Linked DNA regions of Homo sapiens: all the other regions are linked to region 2. A link is a loop called in an ENCODE intact Hi-C map of the cell type or tissue named here. Cell type or tissue: PC-9. All regions are shown on one strand. Each heading gives the region's core, and the rest is flanking DNA. Links, peaks and the distances in the headings are about the cores only.

Region 1 (7,015 bases), core at 799-5,798, 75 kb after region 2:
TGGCCAAGCTGGTCTCAAACTCCTAGACTCAAGCAATCTGCCTGCCTCGGCCTCCTAAAGTGCTGGGATTACAGACGTGAGTTACCATGCCCGACAATACTTCTTATTTGAAATTACCACTCTCTGTTAGACCATGTGATCAGAAAAAAGAAATGCTTTTAATATTGGACAAAAGAGGAGACTAAGCCTGGCTTAAGCAGTCACACAATGATATTTGAAGTATTTTCCATTGTAGCTTTTCAACTTTTGGTCCTCTGTAATAATGTAGGTGACTAAGCCCTTGTTGAATTTCCAAAAAGGGAAAATAGAATCACAGAGCGCCTTAATTGGAGGATTTCCAAACAATTAAAATGGTATTTGATGGTGATGTCTAAAAAAACTGAAGCAAGAGTGTGTCAAATACATCATATATGTCAGAATTAAAGTCAGGAGTCTTAACTCCCAGTCTCATGGTTGGATAACTTTGTTCCATTAGCTTAGCAGGCAGATGTCTTGGAGGCTGCTGTACCCACTATAGTACCATGGTCTGTGTCATATCCATGAAGTCGGAATCTAAGGTTTTCAATCTAAGATTTTCTTCCACAAGTTTTGGGCTCCATTGAGCAATTGCTTTAACCAGCATAACAATTTTCACTTTGTTTTGCCACTTTCTCAAAGCATATTGTGAAAGTTTAGAGACCAGAATTATATACTTGGCACGGAACAAAGTTTACGGAACTCCCTGGACATGGCCTTCGGCTCAGAACCAACTGGCAACTCCAGTTGGTTAGAAGAGTCAATTACATTTGTAAAGGTTTTCGTTCTTAGAAAAGCATACTCGAGGAACAATTAGGAAAACAATCTCTTTGACTTGGCTGAGATGAGGCTAGAAATATCATCTGTCCTAAATTTAAATTTGTTGGGGCTGAAGACAACATAAGCTCTATTTTTGATGATTACAGGTCATGATTTCCACAGCCTGACTGTTTTTGGCAACATATTATTGTGTTAAATGGCACATAAGCAGTTTTCAAATTCAAACCATGAGATTTTCATCCTTTTTATCTCCCCTATTTGCTAATCATAGCCTGCTTTTTCTAGATCTTCTCTTTGGCTGTGCTATTAGAGAATCCTAATCAAAATTTCCTTAGGGAAGATTCTTCTTTGAGTTGATCACTGAATACACTTTTTTTTCTACTCATCAGACCACTCGTTGTGAGTAATTGAAACCTATAGATGGCCTATTGTCTAGTTTAGAGAACTGAGTCAATTTCTCTTGGCAAAAAGTGGCTAGGGCATTGAATTGAGATGGAGCATCTATCTACTATAGGGGAGAAAAGTTTGCTGCCAGATCAAGTTGGAAGATCATCTCCTCTAAGTCATATGCCACATTATTTATCTCGCTCTACTTTTTTCATTTCTACTGGGCAAGTTCTATTTACCCCCAATTCTTACATACAAAATTGTGTGTGTTCATTTTTGCCCTTATGGTATGTTGGATACAATGGAGGCCATCTGTCTTTTTTATTTTCCAACAGTATGTTCACTTCTTATATGATGCCTATTAAGAATTGTTAAAGTGAATTAAGTATGGCCTGACAAGGACTCTGTACTTCTATATTTGACTCTTTGTGGACTAACCGTAACCTAACTTAATAGGTAGACAAGATTGAAAACCTAATTTAGGAGTATGTGCCGGTAACAATAGCTGAGTCTTGGCCAATCCCAGCAGCCATACTTCAACTACTCACACTGCTGAGTGTTCAAACTGTGTTCAAATAAGGCAGACCCCAATCTGTAACCAATCCAGCTGTTTCTCTACCTCACTTCCAATTTCTGTACATCGCTTTGCTTTGTTTGTCTATAAATTTGTTCTGAACCTGAGGCATCCATAGAGTCTCTCTGAATCTGCTGTGATTCTGGGGGCTGCCTGATTCGTGAATTGTTCATTGCTCAATTAAACTTTAAATTTAATTTGGCTGAAGTTTTTCTTTTAAAAGTACAGAGGAAAACATTGCAGCAATTCAGTGTTTCTTGAAGGAAGCAGAGAAAAAGTCCTTCTGTCTTCTGCATTCTCTTCAAACTATCTGCCAGGTGGGCTCTCACCTCCTCCTCTCTGAGGCATCAGCCCAATAGAGGAGGCCTGGGAATCTGTGTCCTCTACCTTGTTACCTTATTCTTTCTTTAACCATTATTCTGTAAGGAGCAGTCTCAGGTGGCTTCCTACTATTGGAAGGAGTGTCCATTCTACATTCTGTCGGAGCCTCCCTAAGGTCATACAACATGGATCTTGATGCTAAAGATATAGGATGACTTGGAACTACGGATTATTGAGAATGAAAAGATACCACTTTAATTCCTCTTTCTCCAAAATAAAACCCTATTTTATTATTATTATTATTATTATTATTGAGATGGAGTTTTGCTCATTGCCCAGGCTGGAGTGCAATGACATGATCTCAGCTCACTGCAACCTCCGCCTCCTGGGTTCAAGTGATTCTCCTGCCTCAGCCTCCTGAGTAGCTGGGATTATAGGCACCCACCACCACATCCAGCTAATTTTTGTATTTTTAGTAGAGACAGGGTTTCAACATGTTGGCCAAGCTTGTCTTGAACTCCTGGCCTCAGGTGATCCACCCGCCTCTGCCTCCCAAAGTGCTGGGATTTACAGGCGTCTGGCCCCTATTTTATTACATTACAAAAAAGGGGCTGTAGTAGTCATATTTTTGTAACCTACTTGAAAATATCATGGACAGCTTTCTATGTCCTCAAGTATAGGCCTGCATTGTTATTTTCATTAACTCCATGCTATTACACCATAGTATACCTGACCTTTATTTGTTAACTTAAAAAATGAAGGATTTCATTAATAGAGCTCTTTTGTAGTAATTACTATGATTTCTTTCAGGCCAGAAAGTTGCTACTTCTGTACATTGGCATATTTTTCTCTAGCTGTTAGAAACTATTCAAGTCCCTTAAGGCTTTTAGAACATCCTAAACTTGATGCTCATATCAGCTATTAACAGTCAAACAATTGCCGGTGAGATTATAAAGTCCCATAGAGAAGATTAGAATGAATTTCAGAAAAATTCCCTAACTTTCAGAATCTACTGATTAACAGAATTTAGATACCTACGTCTAGCTAAAGCTGGGCCTAGGTTCTCTGGACTTATGTTATGTGGCACCATCATTATTCATGTGATGTGAGAAATAACCCACCTCAAAATGATTTGTCAATATTTGAATACCCTGAAATCTCACCTACAATAACTTCATTATTTTACCTTGCATTTTTGGTTCCATGGTTATGAAATGCTGTTGCTGTTGGCATCATTTATGCTATGATATAAATGAGCTTCAGAAGCTGTGTGTGTGTGTGTGTGTGTGTGTGTATGTGTGTGTATGTGTGTTTTCTCACATCCCTTCTTGAAAAACCATTGTGAGAAGAAAAGCGGATAATCATATTGAATATCTAATGCAGGAAGGTGGCCTGATGGGTATGGAGGGGTGGAGGTGGGGCAAGGGTGAAGGTTCCATGAACTTGATGTCTGGAATCACTACAGGGTCATTTGCCTAGTCATAGTTTTTCCCAGCATAATTTCTGATGGGAGCATAGATGACAAAGAAAATTTCAAGCCTTATGAGGAATAAAGGGAAAATTCTCATGCCCCATGGACAGATCTGATAAGGAGCTTCAACAAAAAAGACTTGTTTTATAAACTTGAAATGAGGAGAGATTTTCTTTACCATTCAACAGATGGTAAAGGAACCACAGGCAAGAGAGCCTGAAGATGCTTTGCAGGTCTAATTTACTGTCAGTTGAGCGCCCCCTGGGGGATAGCCAGTGGAGAAGGTGGTCCAGGTCCCTGAATATTGGCCATTTTCCTCTTTTGAACAGTCTTTGGGGCAGTGCCTGATTTGACTTGGGAATTAAAAGAGGCTTGAGGCTCATAATCATTTATAAGGGATCAGTAATAATTCCAGCTCTGTTTATGTTCAGTAGTTGTAAGATTAAGGTAAGTGGCATACTTTGCAATCCGCAGGTTGCCACAGGGATATTAGCAATCATTACCGCAATGACCACTCACTCCCTATAAGGCTGCCTGAGATCTCATATGGAAGAGAATATAATTTTATTTTCATAAAAACCCTAAGAAGAAGGGAAGGAAACTACTTTAATTTTCCAAAACGAAGCTAGCTTTATTTTGTCTGATAGTAGAATACATAAAATATTATAGAATATGTTTATATAGAATATTTTAGTAATATACTGAAATGTGTAGAGTATTCAAACATTAACATAACAAAGAAAAGAGACTACATCTTTTGAACTTTGGAATGTATCACTAAATCACCCTCCAAAGAGACTAGATCAATAAATATACTTACCAGAAGTGTGTGAGAGCAGCCTATTGCTTGCACACTTGCAAATCCTGGGCTTTGTCCATCTTTTTAATTATAACCAATCTGTTGTTTTTTTTGCATTTCTTTGATTACTAGTGAGGCTGAACATCTGTTCATATATTTACTAGCCCTATTTCTTTTTAAATTGTTTATTCATTTTTTTTTTACCCTTTTTTCTTTCTCTTTTGTGCTGATTTATAAGAACTTGAGGCACTATGGGTATTTACCCTTTTCCTGGCACATATGTTGCAAATCTTTTTCTCCAGGTGTTATCTTTTATCCTTGATTGCAATGTGTTTGTTATTTAAAAACTTTGTTTTATGCAGTTAAATACAGTAATATTTTCATTTATGGTTTCTGGCTTTAGCACCATTGCATGGAAAAACTTTCCTTATTTAAAGATGTAAAATTATTCACCCCTAGTTTCTTTGAAAATAGCATTTATTGAATGTCTACATATGCCAGGAGCTATGTTTGGCTTATTACATGTATAAGTTTATTAAATTTTCACCACAGTCTTATGAGGTAGGTATTACCATCATCTCCATTTTGCAAATTAAAAATTGCAGGTTGGAAAACTGATTTACTCATGATCACCAGGCCGAGAAGTGGTAGGCCCATGCTTAGAGGTCAGACTTCTGACTTCATGGAATATAAACTTTCCAAGTATTTAATATCCAGAGATGATCCTGCCTACAGATATTAAATTTGAATAAATTCATAAATTAGAATCTATTACAAATACTTTCCCTGGAATAAAATGCCCAATCTTGAAAAAATTACTTTAATAGCTTCATGGGTGCTAGATAATAAAAAAAAAGTAGTGAATATGGCTGAGAATGCCAAGAACCAGTTTATAGAGCAAAATATATTAATTTCCATAATGTAGATGAATAGACTATTTGGGTTTTTGCAGTAAAGAAAGATTTTAATTGACGTGAGGCCAGCCACCCCATGTGGGAGAAGAACAGAGTTATTACTCAAATCAATCATATTGAAGGCTTGTAGGTTAGGTTTTTTTCCAAAGGCAGTTTGGGGGAAGTGATGGGGGTGGCTAGGCCTTACTGCTGATTTGTTGGGTCCAAGATGAAACCATAGGGTTGTTGAAGCTGTCCTCTAGAACTGAGGTGCTTCTAGGTGGGGCATGGAAGTGTGAAATCATCAGTCAGTGAGTCCAGGTGGAGTCATGGGTGTCACATGTATATAAAACCTGAAAAGATAGTTCAAAAGGTCAATCTACAACAGTAAATTTGCATATTTTGTGACCAGTCTACACCTTAGCAGAATTCAGTTTCCTCTCCTCCCCCTAGCATGAGGGCCTTTTGTTATCTATACAAAGGTGGTTGAGTTTTTGTGAAAGTCCTATTATCATTTGAACTATAAATTCAATGTCTACCAAAGTTAGCTTAGCCTAAGCCCAGGAATTCTTAAGGGAAAGGCAAGATGGGGAGGGCAGTGGGTTAGATCAGATCTCTTTTACTACCATCATGTTCTGTTATAATTTATGCAAAGGCAGTTTCAATGTCACACATTTCTGAATCACTTCTAGCAACATCAAACTAGCAAACTACAAAATGTTCTATAAACAAGCTAGCCAGGCTCTTGCTAAGATGAGAACTGTTTGGTAAATTTTAAAAAACATGAAACATAATGAAGATACTGCTATTGATACGGATTTTTCCTCCTGATACTTTGAGTTTTGGCTATTTTCAGAGATTTGTGGAGGAGATTAGATGTCCTAAAATTATATGGAAAAGAAGTTATTAATATTGACTTGAAAACTTCATATTACAGAGAAAAGAGTGCTTTTCCTTGATCAATCATTCAGTAGTTGAAAATAACTCCCAATATTTTAAAGCCAAGGGAAAAAAATACATAGCATGAAAAGACAATGGGCTGTATTTTTAACCAGTGCAATGCTGAAAAAGTTCGCAGAAATAATTTTATTTTAACTTGCTTAAGAAATGTAGTATATGTAACAAATAATATCCAAAAAGGGCTGTGTTGTGGGTTTTTTTTTGGCTGAGATTGCGGTTAAAAAAGAGAAAATTTTGTAAACTTGGGTTAATCTTCTAAAAGAGACAATTTCATTTCTTTAAATTATACTTTAAGTTCTAGGGTACATGTGCACAACGTGCAGGTTTGTTACATATGTATACATGTGCCATGTTGGTGTGCTGCACCCGTTAACTCGTCATTTACATTAGGTATATCTCCTAATGCTATCCCTCCCTCCTTTGCACACCCCACGACAGGCCCCAGTGTGTGATATTCCCCACCCCGTGTCCAGTGTTCTCATTGTTCAATTTCCACCTATGAGTGAGAACATGCCGTGTTTGGTTTTCTGTCCTTGTGATAGTTTGCTCAGAATGATGGTTTCCAGCTTCATCCATGTCCCTACAAAGGACATGAACTCATCATTTTTTATGGCTGCATAGTATTCCATGGTGTATATGTGCTACATTTTCTTAATCTAGTCTATCATTGATGGACATTTGGGTTGGTTCCAAGTCTTGGCTATTGTGAATAGTGCTGCAATAAACATACGTGTGCATGTGTCTTTATAGCAGCATGATTTATAATCCTTTGGGTATATATCCAGTAATGGGATGGCTGGGTCAAATGGTACTTC
Region 2 (6,995 bases), core at 1-5,000:
ATTTTTTTTAAAGCTCCCTGGATGATTCTAATATGCAGCCAGGTTTCGGAACCACGGCACTAATATAATAGGCCCACTGTTTAACTCCAGTCTGTAATTTTTTTGTGACTAAAACAAAATTGCATTTACCTATTATTTTTATTTGCATTTCCTATATTACTCACAAAACTCCCAGCCCTAAACAAAGCATTTCTCTATTGTCTCTTTTTAATAGAAGCTTTTAATACAGTTTTTAGTCCTCAGTCCTCTCAAATCATTAAATTGGTTCTATACACTGATATATACATTTCAGGGAATTGGGAGCTAGCAATCTGTTCTATTTCTACCAAGAAAATATATTCAAAGGTGATTTATAAGTTCATAAGCATTTTCCATCAGGTGAGGCAGTTGGTTGAGCTCCAAAAATGTGGTCGTCCACAAATCAGCCAGCTGACGAGCAACACAGAGGGCTCTCATGTATCCACAGACTAGGGTTTAAGTCTTTGCTGTGATTCCTGCCTCTCCACCTGAGTCAGCATGCCATATATTATCTTCAGAGGCTGGAAGAGAGTGCTGGCAAGAAGATGAAAGGCAGACGCACCATCTCATGGACTATGACTGCAAAGCAGCCTCTAAGCTGATGTTTAGACTCGGGGATGGGAAGAGAGGATTTATGACTCCTCTGTTCTCTAACTTCATCAAGAGACAACACATCCTCATGCCATTAAAGTGGGTTACTTTGTCTTGAGGAGGGGAAGGTAATGAAGTGACAGATCGAGGCTTGAGTGCTTTAGATAACTACAGTAGGTTTTCATTCCTTAAGAGATGAGGTCATGTTTGGATGTGTCTGGTTGAGAAGCATTTCAGTAAGAAGGAATGAGCTTAGTTAGTTCAAGTGTTTTTTTCTGTTGTTCCTAGTAGATAAACACAATACATAGATTCAATGATGACAATGTTTGTTAATTTCATCATGCAGAGTTGGAGCTTACTTCTGGAATTCTTATTTGGTTTCCAGATACTTATTAAACAATGTTTAATAACCTGAGAAATTCCCCTGGAGGTAAAGACCTTTAATAGGGCAGCAGATTTGTATCATTACTGTTAGTTATGATTACATTATTACTGTTATAACCCAGTGTGCTGGAAATGTGAGCAGACACTATTTAAGCTAGTTTTCAACAAAAGGTCATGGAGGGAAAAAAAATAAAGGAACTCCATTCCTGGTTCCTTGCTCACAAATGGCAAAATGCTGTTCACAGACTTGCTAGACCATTTGAGTCATTTGGAAGAGAAAAGGTTTTTTTGTTTTTCCCTTATTTATCTTCAATTTGAGAAAAAAACTAATAAAAGGATGCTTCAGTAGGCCCTGGTGTTGTGGATAAGGGCACGCACACTTTTTATTTTTATGTGGTAAATTTAGAGAATGACTGACTGAACTGTGATTTCTAAATGAGGAACTGTGCCCCACAGGACATCCAAAATTATCAGCCATAGCAAGCTGTGAACATGTTATATCTGAAAATACAGCAAAGGGTGGACCAGAAAACATCTTTATAGATGTGTTTTTGTAATTTTCCTAAGAGGGACAAAATAATTAGTCTAAATATGAAAAATTAAGTTTTAAAGTTCATCCATAGAAAAGCTGGCTTCATGATCACAATTGAAAAATCCGAGTTGGCAAACCTCTGCCTGCAATTCTGAGCTAGGAATCATTTTTATGTTTTTAAATATAACAAAAGAAAGAAAAAGAAGAGTAATATTTTATGTGGTGAAAATTCTATGACATTTAAATTTCAGTGTCCATAAATCAAATCTTATTGGAACACAGCCAAGCTCATTCTTGTATACTTATTAACTGTGGGCAATTCCTGCTGCAGGGGTAGAAATGAGTAGTTGCTACAGAGACTGTCAGTCCAAAAATATGTACTGTTAGGCCCTTTACTGAAAAAGTTTACCAACCTTTGATCTCAGTGTAGTGTAGACCAGCGTTCATTGTCCTGTTCTTGGAACCTTACCACATTGTCAGAATTTTTTAAATAGCAACTTAAGGAAGAAACCTGCATCAGAATCGCCTGAGGTGCTTGATGAAAATGCAGGATCCCAAGCCCCAGCTCAGACAGGAGAACTGGCGTTTCCAGGAGTTGTGAAGCTGGGAATATTATGTTATAACAAGCTTTCCAGATGTTTCTTGTGAACACTAAAGTTTGACCATCTCATAGCATGTAGTGAGGCTGTTCTTCCTTTCCCTCTTTCCCTTCAACAGAGAACACATCTGAACAAAATTGATTTTTTTTAACCTTAATGATTCTATCTACACAGTCTTCCCTAGAACTTTTTCTGACTAGGGCAGATTTCATATTGGGCAGAGTATGTGGCTGTTACTGGGGCAAAGGTTTGGAGCCCGTGATTAAGTCCTCCCGCCATGATGCCTGAAATACCACTACAATGATTCCTTTGGCTACAGTTATTCCTACTCTGAAATCCCAGCCATTCTTTATTTTCTGCAAGTTTGTTTTATTATTTTAAGGATTTTGAAGGAAAATGTACATTTGGCCACAATTAGGCTGCACAGACTAACAAAAACATAAGTTTATTTGCTTTTTGATGAAACTATCCACCCTTTTTACTAATTTTACATTTATTGAAGCTCTGATTGATAATTTCAGATGTATTTTTTTGTGAGGTAGAATGAATCATTTCATACAAGCAGTTTGCTTTGTAAGCAAAAACCTTTTAATGCATGAACTTTATGGAGGGCTGCAGGAGGTGGCTGAGTAGTGGATAATGAGATTGACCCTTGCCAGGGAAGAGGGTGGGTGTGGGAGGTTCACCTTCTCCCATCAGCCCATGTTGATTGTCAACATCCAGTTCCTGAGGGAGGAGCGCCTGGGTCAGGTAGGTTTCTGATGTGGGAGAACGCAAGACTTCCAAGTCTTAGGAGGCAAGAAACATCCTTAGCTCCCACTATGGGTAGGAGAATGAGAGAATTCCGATGGGAGAGAAAGATGACAAAACTTGTTGACTCTTTCAAGAGTGCATGCAGTCAGTTGTTTTTTAAGTAAAATAGTTCTTAGAGGAAGTGAAGTGGAGTCAGGGTAAAGTGTCTGATACAGTTACTTGCTGTAGGTATGGTTGTTTTGCTGACCAATCTAGGTTTGATTCCGCTAAGGCTCTCTACTTAGCGGTGGTCCTAGGAGCAGCTTCCTCCTGAGCCTCAGGTTTCTCATCTATAAAGTGGATCCATTAGTAACTTTTGTGAAATTACAGGGGGGATTAAATGAGAACAGCTGTGGCTCCTGAACATGGCTGGTCATCAGAAACACGTGATGGTTTGTTTTCTAAAAAATTAGATTTCTAGACTCCTGTGAATTCTAATTTAGTAGTGTTTTTGTTGTTGTTGTCTTGAGGGTTAAGGATTAGGGAATGTGGATTTTTAAAAAACAAACTTCTAAGATTATGCCAGTTTTGGGAACCACTGAGGATACCTGATGCAAACCCTGCCCTAGTTTCGACACACTCTGTTGCTGTTACTTGTATCTAGAAAATGAGACCTCAGGCCAGGCAATACCCATTTACTGACTTGGTTTGAACATCACGAGGTTTGCATTCATGCTCTTAGTTGCCCTAGCACCATAACTCAACAAATCAGCTGTGTACAGACTGGAGCTATGAAATGTGGAAAACAAACAAACGTGGAAAACATGTGGCTTTACCCTGTTCTGCTGCTAGTATGTATAGTTTTTAGCTCTTCATTCTTGTGAGAGGAAACTTTAGTTCAGTTAATAATTTGTCTATTCTAACCCCTCTGTACCATAAACTAACAGGGATCAGAAGCATCTCATTTCTAACTATCTCTCAGGTTTTTTTTTTTTTTTTGAGACAGAGTCTCGCTCTGTCGGCTAGGCTGGAGTGCAGTGGCACGATCTCGGCTCACTGCAACCTCTGTCTCTCAGGCTCAAGTAACTCTTCTGCCTCAGCCTCCTGAGTAGCTGGGATTACAGGTATGTGCTACACGCCCGGCTAATTTTTGTATTTTTACTGGAGACGGGGTTTCTAGTTGGCCAGGCTGGTCTTGAACTCCTGACCTTAGGTAATCTGCCCACCTCGGCCTCTCAAAGTGCTGGGATTACAGGCGTGAGCCACCGCACCCAGCCCACTATCTCTCAGTTTTTTAACCACACACAATTTCACTTTTCCTTCCTATCAAGTAGGAAAAAATGCTAACATGTAGTGAAATGGTTTAGAGCTAAGGTTCATATAACAAGCTGAGCTGAGTTGAAGGACTTGGAAAATGAGTGCCTTTGACAACAAACCTTCCCGTGTTTCTGTGCCCCATTTCTGCTTAGTCACACCTCTGCCCCCTCCCAACTGCCCAAGTTCCACTCCTGTGGCCCTTGTTATACTGGAAGACCACATTCCCAGAACTGTTTCGTAACTCATGCTCCACTGCTGCTCACATGTTTTCTTCTAACCCTCAGGATCCTCAGCCCTTGCTAAAGTATTTCAAAATCAGGTCAGTCCTTATGTCTAAAACAAATTGTCTCTTGGGAGACAATGTGATTTTAAATATCTGCCCACAGCACCTTATAGTTCTAAAAGTAATGTGTATCTGGAATTTTTGTTGACATATCTGATTTGTTGGCTTTTAGAGGACTTTTGCCCTCCAGCAGCATATCGACCTCCATATGAGACTGATTTCGTCTGTGTGTAGAGGAAGTTACAGATCTGGAAAATTCACACCCTGGAGAACTAGTCACTGGGTAGTGAAGTCAGTACATCTACAGGATATGAGTATTTGTACTTGAGTAGAATCCCTTCTGATTACCTTCCGGAAGGTCATGGATTATACTGTGATTTTCCTCCAGCTTAAGCAATGTTCTCAGAACACAGATACTAGATGAGAAACAGTACCTGGCTCTGAAACATATAATCTACTCAGATTCCAGGCCCAGGGTCCTGGCCACAAGAAAGCATGTTTATCCTAACATCTTCCTGGAAGCTGTGCTCTGTGAGCACTGGAAAATTCTTTCTTTTTGTAATGTCTTGCATTTCTATAAGTCACCTGTTTTAATAGCTAAGAGGAAGAGATTTGTTAATTATAGCTTTCCTTTGTTGCAGCTCTATATTGAAAACATATGCCAGAAAAGTTAAGGAAAGATGCAAGTGGATAGATGATACATAAACAGGATTAGGAATCATGAGGATTAGGGGCTTCCTGTGCAGTTTTTTCCAGGAACTGACCCCAGGAAGAGGGTCAGTTACCAACATAAAATTATTTTTGTGAGGGGAAGGTGTGATTTTATTATATTGATTATATTTTATTTTATAATCAATATATTTTATAATCAATATAATTATTGATTATATTTTATTATATAGATTATATTGATAATCTAAATTTTCTGGCTGTTGTTTCACATTCCTTGAAATGAGTCAATTTGTTGATTTCAGTCATAATTTACTGTAATATTATCTAAAATAATTGGATTTAAAGTCGATAACAAGTGTAAGTGTTGGATATTTTGGAGAGTCAGATTCTAAATTAAGAATTTAGTATTTTTATTGTTGCTACCTAACACAAGAGGCTCTTTTTATTTGGTGCTAACTTTATCTGTTTACAGAAGACAAGTGGCTAATATGAAGCATAAAGGTAGCGAGTTTTAGACTTAAAGAATGGTAACATTGGAAGTAAAAAATGAGGAGGAAGAACAGTGACTCTACCTTGGTTTTCTTTCAGTTTTCCTACCATCTCTGCTCTTCCACTAGCAGGTCAGAGCCAGTGGACTCTATCTATTCATTGAATTTCTGAGTGTGCTTCAGTGAGAGAATATTTTTCTAAACAAATTCTGCCCTCCTTGTTACTTTGTGTGTATGTGTGTGTGTGTGTTGCTCTCATAGTCTGAGAGTTCATTTGTTGTACTAATGTAATTATCTTGCTGAGGGCTACAAAAATAATGTTACACTGGTGTGTGTGGTAGGTAGACTCCTGCTTCAAGGGAAAAGTTAAATCTGTTAATTACCATGGGGAAGTTAGCTACTTAGATATACCCACCTGCTTAGTATGAGTTTCTAAGTTTAGAAGGAATGAGGGCTTAGCTTCTCTCTGTGGTCAGACTTCTGTGAGTCAAGTTGCATTGAAATGGGCTGTTGAATAGTGGATGTTAAGGTTTCAGGTACCACTTGGAAAAAGAACAGGTTATAAAGGGGAGGCTACCCTGTATTAAAGAATATCATCTTCCCTGGACTCTGGCATTCTCTTTTGTTTACCAAAGCCAAGGATTATGTTTCTTAAAGTGAGGTTTATGGCCAATATCCATCAGAACTATGGAAATTGCAGATTTATGGACTCCATTCTAGGTGGATTGCGTTAGAATCTTGGGTTGAAACCTAGAAATCTGCCCTTCAACCTAACTAGTGGAATGAGTCAGAGAACCTGGAAATGATGTGTGACAAAGATGGCATTAAAAATCAGCATGTAAATGATAAATTATTCAATAAATAATGTGAGAAAAATTGGTTTTCCATATGGAAAAAAATGTGATTAGATCCCTACCTCACACCGTGAAACAAAATAAACTCCATCTCACATGAAAAGTATATTCATCCCAGTAGCCCCCAAAGTTTTACCTGATTCCAGCATCAACTTTAAAATCTAAGTCCAAAGTATCATCTAAATATAATTCAAATCAGATATAGGTGAGACTGAAGGTATGACTCATCATGGGGCAAATTATCTCCAGCTGTGAACCTGTGAAATCAAATATGTTATGTGCTTCCAAACACAATGGTGGGACAGGAACAGGATAGACATTTCCATTCCATTTGTAATGCCATCTTTGTCACACGTCTATTTCCAGGTTCTGTGACTCATTCCACTAGTTAGGATGCTTATTTAAGGGCAGAAGAGGGTAATGGTTCCTGAGCAATTCAAAACCTTAAAGCTTGAAAATAATCTTCTTTGACTCGAGGCTCTTCCTGCCAGTCCTAGCGGGGTTGAAGTTCCCCTTTCTGAACCC
Region 3 (7,015 bases), core at 774-5,773, 79 kb before region 2:
CAGTTTTTTTTTTTTTTTTTTTTTTTGGTGACGGGGCTGGCATGGGGTCTTGTTAGGTTACCCAGGCTGGAGTGCAGTGGCTCTATAGTAGTCCTAGCACACTATAGTCTTGAACTCCTGGGCTCAAGCCATCCAACTGCCTCGGCCTCTAAGTGGATGGGACTACAGGTGCACATCATTGTTCACCTCTTCCTAGCCACAGTGTATCCCTATTCGGCTAAGTGAAGTCCAGCTGCCACTCTAGTGCTGAGTAATTACTTGTTCATTAGAAGTTCTGCCTTTTGACTCTGTAGCACCCTTGAGTCTTGAGGAACATAGAGGAAACTGTTGAGAATGTGTAAGATGGCCCTTTTGTTTGGCTTAGGTTTCACGTGGCCTAGGAGGAGAGGGACTATGACTGTTTTATATTCTGGCCTGGAACTCACCTGCAGGTGACACCCTTTCAAAGAATATGAAAGACTTCTGTAGTGTGTCACCCTCCCCTCCCTCCCATACTTTTTAGTCACTATTGGGCAACGTGTCGTCATTTAAATGGCGGAGTTCAGTGGTAGACTTTAGTTTACACATGCAAAATAAGAAAGATATTAGTAATCGTCTGGTGGTGCACATTTGGGTGAGTAAATTTGCCAGGGCTTTTAGAAAATTAAGCTCTATTCCATTCATAGGGATTTAATAAACTCAAGCAATCACCTCCTCAGCCCACCTTCTTTGCCTCAACATTCAGTTTAATTACTTGTTTACTTGTGTTGTCTCCCTACTCTTTCTACCCCCAAATGCTGGGCTGTGAGCTTCTTGAATGTAGGAACCATGTTTATTTTTTGTACTATTGGGTCTCCAGTGTCTAGCAGAACCCTTTTCTCATAAGAGATGCTCAAAGCTGACCTTGTGCCCTGTTTGAAAAGGCTTTATTCCAAGTGGTTTAAGTTATATTAAAAATAGGCTATGTGTTACAGTTGAAAGAAATAGTCAACTTGGGTTCTGGTCCTGGCCCTGCCATTGATAGAAACTTTACTATGATGCTGGATTGAACAGCCTTGGATTATTTCAGTCTGGGCATCTCATTATTCATTTGAAATATTTCTAGTGTGAAAGGCACATCAAAACATACCCCTTCTGTTTCCTATTGTCATTGCATTTTGGTATCTGTACATCACTAGATCATGAACTTTGGCAGGTCTTTGCTTGTTTTTCAAACACATCCCTGTTGTCTTTTCATTTTTCCCACCTTTCAACATTTTGCCAACATAACTTTCTTGGTTTTTTCTTCCTGAGAAGTATTTTAATGCATTGTCTTTGGCCCTCTGCAGAGAATGCAGCCCACAGGCAGTTCTGCCCTTTGCTATAACCTTAATTAAATCAGCCTCTGTCAGGACAGACTTCGACTTTGGTTCTTTCTTTGGAAGGCCAGCTGCAAGGCTGGTGACGCGCCTGCACTTGCCATTGTGTGCCTCTGCACTGCCATCCGTCACTGCCAGCAGGTTGGAAGCCTCTCTTGAATCTTCCCAGCCAGTTGAGAACAAGGGCGAAGGGGGATGGTCTAGGATCACTGGGAAGGAAGGGAGAAAAGAGAACAGCTTTTCAATAAAAAGAATTAAGGAGAAAAAGAAATATGAGAAATATTAATAGGAAAAAAGGAAACCGAAGGGAATAGAGAATGACTGGTAGGTACAACGACCTTTTTCCCTTTTTTCTAATTTTCTGGGTTGAAGAACAATCTATCTCTCTGCAGTTTATCTTCTAGTTCTTTACTTCCACCTAGAGGCCTATGTACTTTGCTCTCTTTTTATTTTTATTTTTGGTTGCTCAGAGAGTGTTAGCTGTTCTTAATTGCTACCCTTCCTCCCCGCTTGGTCTGTAGTAGGTCTGCAGTTTTTTCCTTTTATGTTTTTCTTTTTTTGGGCATGATAATACATTTTAACCTTTTGGCCGTATCAGCCTCATTGGCTTTAGGGTCAAGCATTACTTCTCATAGACTTGTTTAACATCGTTGGAAAAAGATAGGATTAATTAGTATATTTGGGATCAGAAAAATTAGACAGCTGCCTCCTTTACCTTGCATAAATGACAGAAACATAGGAATGAATTTTAAATATTTCTTTAAAGTCATTTATTTCACTTTAAGAAGTTTTCACTTGGTTCACTTTTGGCATTAAACATTATAAATAGCAGCTCTTTGTTTTGAGGGATTCATATTTTAACAGGAGAGTCCAATGTGATTTGCCGAAGATGTGGCCACTTTAGTGAAACTGTGGCTAAGTTGCTCATCTGAATTCCTTAAATACAGACCATAGGCATTTCTTATTTTGTTATTATCAGGTTAAGCAAACTCTTAGTATTTATAGTTAATTTTTGTTTTTCCAGAGATTTATTTCCTAACTATAGTTTTTTAGTAGTTTTCTAGCAAAAAGACTATAGCTTAATACAAAAGTAAATTTTTAAGCAGGAAAATAAATCTTTCAACTTTAAATAATACTTATTCTAATCCAAAGCTTAGTATCTTTTTTTTTTTTTAAGTAAATTTAGTCTTTTTAGGACTATAGGTTTGAAATATTCTGAAGAAAATAAAAATACTTCACCGCAATATATGGCTTCCCTGGTAAAATGAGTATTTTAAATTAAAAGCCTTTAGAGATCAAAAAGTTCCTGGAGAGACTTTTCCCCTACTACAAAGATAGGACTGACCCCCTGCCATCCCCCCCCCACCTCCCCGTACCCCCCAACAAGGAGAACAATTATCCCTGCTTCTTTCCCTTTTATTTCATTATCCGTTGCAGGAAGGACCAAAAATCTAACCACATCCGAACAGCCCTATTCAAGATAAAGACTACCTCCACGGATCATTTAAATTCCAAAAAGAACTATCTAGAAGTCAATTTCTGTTTCCCCATCCAATCATTCTCCCTAGTAATCATTTATTCCCTCAATAGAATTCCTCCTCTTCTCCTTCCCATAACCTTTTTTACCAGGATCCAAGCCCTCATTCTCCCTGGAACCTCAGGATATCATACAACTTCTGTGCCTCATTGGGAAGTTGGGTTTTCCTTCTGAAGGCTCCCATGCTTACACATTAAATATGTCTTTTCTCCTGTGAATCAAACTGCCTCATGGCAGGGATTTTAGTGAACTTTCAGGGAGCCAAAAGCCTATGACCCCCACAGTTTCTTATACTTTCGCTGTATTATATTTTAATAGGTTTTTGGGGCAGGCAAGATTTTTTTTTTCTTTAAGGAAGGAGATAATCTGAGTGATACGTGGTGTGAATCTAGAAGTCTGATGCATACAGATGTTTATTATAACAATAGCTTAACTTGGGAATATCACTTATATGTGTCTAAATCGATCAAATAGATAAAGCAGGTAGGGACATATAAACAATTAGGGGTTCTCAGTCCCTTGTCCTTTCCCTTCATAGGCAGAGGTTTATAATTAAGAGTTGGTGCATTTCCCTTCTACCTCTGAACATTGACCTGGCTATAATCTGCTTAATAAAAGTAAACAAAGATCTGTGTAAGTAAACTAACTGTGCAGAGTGTCTTATTTCTTGGAAACATGCCAAACAGTTGCAGGTGATTGTGACTCATACTGATTTTTGAGAGTTGAAGGAAAAAGACAAAAGCGCTGTGACAAGGGCAAAGAAATAATGGAGAATGCGCCTTGTGGGACAGTGTGAAGGCATGTCCTGTGGAAAATCTTCTATTTTAGGAAATCAAAATATTTTACCCCCAAATATATTTCTTTGACATATTTTGAGATGTCAGCAAACAGCAGCAAACAGAAGTCACCCTGCAAAGCAGTCTTTTATGGGGGAAATTTGCATCTATAGAAAATATGCATTAATGCAGCCAGGCTTTCTCTTGTCCGGTTCTAGGAAGGATTAATTAAGTCTGACTCCTTACAGATCTGAAAGAGACATTTGCCGTCTCTCCTCTCAGGGGTGCTACCTGTGAGGTTCGGTTCATCTACATAACAAGACCACCTTTGCTTGCCAAGCCTCCTTACATAACCTGTCTTACAGCTAAAACCTGATTTACTACTGTAACCTGTTTTCGGCCATGCTCTGAGCCTGCATTCTTTCTCCAATTTCTAGAAGGTATTTACACACTTCTGTACCCCACCAGGGGGTTGGGTTTTCATTCTGAAGTCTCCTGTGTATAACACATTAGATAAAGTTTTGTGTCTTTTCCCCTGTTGATCTGGCTTTTGTGAGTTGATTTTTCAGTGAACCTTCAGGTGGCCAAGGTCCTTGGCCCCACACCTGTTTAGAGGTCTAAGGGTTTTCAATTCTTTGAGAGTATGCTAATACACAATCGAGCAGATCTCTGAATGAAAGTTGACTTAATTGTTTCAACCATATGTCCGTTTTCTCATAAATAGCTGTATGTATAGACCTAGCATTTATGTTGAATTCTTTGCAGTGGTTGTTTTTTTAAAAAATGTATATTATCCTGTGTGCTCTGGGAATAGAATAGGTGATACATTATATTCTGCTAAACTACGTATAGAAAGATTCCTCCCTACCCAAACTCTTTGAAAACCTTTATAATAGTTATTTAAGTACATAATCTTCTTGAGAGTATTGGTCACACTTAATTATTTATTTGAAACTTGCGGAATTAGAGGACCTAAAAAGTCTGCTTTGCTAAGGTTATTTTCTAATTGAACACTTTTTTATGTACAGGGTATTTGTTGAGTTCACTGTTTGTCAATGGACATAATCTGAATCTAAAACAAAACTAAATGAAACGCCCTAACCCTGCTTCCCCTCAAACCAAACCAAACCAAACCAAACCAGAAGATCTAAATGGTGATCCCTGATGGTTATTCTTTGTTGTGTTCTTCTCCTGAAAGTAGGAGGTTGGGAATGTGGAATTATTAATTGAAAATTCAAGGCAGTTAGAATCTGGTTAAATATTTTATTAGGTCAAAAGTACAAATAATTATAGTATCATCTGTTTTCATGATAATTCATGCTCACTCCTCTTTTTACTTTTTGCTGCATGTTTTTACTTTTTGGGCATACTAGTGAATGTGTTAGATCTTCTAAGATCGTAATAAAAGAAAAAATGTTCTTAGCCAAATTTTGGCCAGTTGTACTGAAACTCTCCGAAAGCAAAAATTGTAACTTGACCCTTAGGTTGAGTATTGTTTAAAAAATTATGTCCTTGATCAAAAAAGAACTGACCTGATTAGATCGTGCCAACTTCTTGGCTCTTCCCACAAGCCTGAATCTTCCATTCAAAAATTAGTTTTCTTAAAAAGCCTAGGCGTGATTTGAGAGAGCTTAAATGAATCAAAAGTATTGTATTTTCATTAGTTGTTCAATATGAGGGGATGATGGGGCCAATATGCATTTCTTGGACTGTGTGGCTGTGGCACCTTCTCTGCATTGGGTTGGAAGGGCTAGATTATTTGGGGGACTGATGATATAGCCTAGGGGGCAAGTGTCCTCAACCACCATGTAAGTGATAAGTACCTTTGTCTTGCATATTAACATCTCAGCAGCTGAAAGAACACTAAAATCCCTTTTAAAGAGCTCCTACTAGTTTTGAACTGCTGCCGCTTTCTCTGTGTTGAGAAGCCTTTCTCTTTGATCACAGCATTGAATGGCTGTCAACATAACAAAATAAAGTGGAGTGGAATGTTTCTTTTTTTCTGTGTGCCTACTGCATTTCATAATGTGTAGTTAAAACTATTACAAAATATTGTGAAAGGTTGAATTTATCTAGGTAGTTTGCTGCTCTTTATCTTTAGAATTCCTTCCTGCAGTTGTTAATAATACCTTTTAGTCACCTATTAGTTTTCATACTAGAATTGCATTTTATAAGAATTAACACATAGACTTTTTTTGCTTTAAGTAGTATTGTTCTCAATTTTCTCCTGAATCAGAGAAACTGATATAGAAATTAGTCAAATTGCCCAGAGCCTCAAGGATGTCAAAGAAGGATTAAATAGGAAATTTCTCTCTCTCTGTCTCTCTTTCTCTTGTGTGTGTGTTTGTGTGTGTGTGTGTGTGTGTGTGTGTGAGAGAGAGAGAGAGAGAGAGAGAGAGAGAGAGAGGAATCTGTAGTTGAAGAGATTCTTTGGGAGTATGCTTAGACAAAATCAAATTGATTTCTGAATGAAAGTGGACTTAATTTTTTCAACTATTTGTTTCCTCCTCAATAACTACATGTATGTATATACATATATATATACACACACACATACACACGCACATATATATATGCTAGGTATATATATATAGGTATATACATATACGTGTGTATATATACATATATATATATATATATACACCTATATACATATATATATAGCCTATCTATCTATCTATCTATCTAGCATTTTTGCTTAATTCCTTGGCAGGAATTTGTGATCTAAATTCAACAATCATTTGTTGAGTATCTACTGTATGTTGTATGTAAGCTTTTGCGAGAATACCAATCACTCCTGGTCTCAAGAGGCTTGTGGTCTGCTGCAGATGGACAAGTACATAAATTAACTGAAACATAAGGCAAAAAGTAAGATGATCCTGTAAGAGGTTTTTTTTTTTTTTTTTTTTTTTTTTTTTGTGAGACAGAGTCATGCTCTGTCACCCAGGTTGGAGTACAGTGGTGCAGTCAGTTTGTTGCAGCCTTCACCTCCCAGGCTCAAGTGATCCTCATGCCTCAGTCTAGTGAGTAGCTAGGACTAAAGGCACATGCCACCATGCCCAGTTAATTTTTTTGGTTTTTAATAGAGATAAGGTCTCACTCACTATGTTGCCCAGGCTAGTCTCGAACTCCTGAGCTCAAGCGATCCTCCTGCCTCAGCCTCTCAAAGTGCTGGGATTACAAGTGTGAGCCATTGTGCCCTGCTAATTTATGGAAACTTGAGAAGGGTTCATGGATGAGATAGTGTGGTGTTTGAAAGCATTAAATGAGAATAGCTCAATTTTATTAAAATCATGCCTCTCCTTTATTTATTTAATTTTATTTTTTATTTTTTTAGAGAGTCTTACTCTGTCACCCAAGCTGGG

Evidence for each region. A loop is a pair of places that touch in the nucleus more often than their neighbours do. Peaks named below come from ENCODE experiments on the same cell type or tissue, not always from the same donor. Only the 100,000 strongest peaks of a DNase experiment are listed, where the experiment ranks them.
Region 1: a loop joins it to region 2, with 6 times the contacts of the local background. A loop is called at or near these places in 14 of 110 quality-filtered maps.
Region 3: it touches region 2 in a loop (5-fold over the local background); 20 of 110 quality-filtered maps call a loop at or near these places.

Annotation. Positions count from the first base shown.
Region 1 is chr9:71,601,444-71,608,458 of GRCh38, reverse strand. No RefSeq gene overlaps it. Among named protein-coding and RNA genes, the nearest start is that of CEMIP2, 160 kb to the left of the region's middle. In PC-9, for the core only: CTCF peaks have their summits at 3,604 and 3,803 (motif pointing left); no DNase peak of the experiment used is centred there.
Region 2 is chr9:71,675,740-71,682,734 of GRCh38, reverse strand. No RefSeq gene overlaps it. Among named protein-coding and RNA genes, the nearest start is that of CEMIP2, 89 kb to the left of the region's middle. In PC-9, for the core only: no CTCF peak of the experiment used is centred there; DNase peaks (open chromatin) are centred at 924, 1,954, 2,344, 4,404 and 1 weaker place; H3K4me3 peaks cover 723 bases; H3K27ac peaks cover 5,000 bases.
Region 3 is chr9:71,755,515-71,762,529 of GRCh38, reverse strand. The region is part of intron 1 of CEMIP2 (cell migration inducing hyaluronidase 2); the gene reads left to right. Among named protein-coding and RNA genes, the nearest start is that of CEMIP2, 9.5 kb to the left of the region's middle. RefSeq lists an enhancer at 5,038-5,681. In PC-9, for the core only: no CTCF peak of the experiment used is centred there; DNase peaks (open chromatin) are centred at 3,549 and 4,029; H3K4me3 peaks cover 1,421 bases; H3K27ac peaks cover 1,610 bases.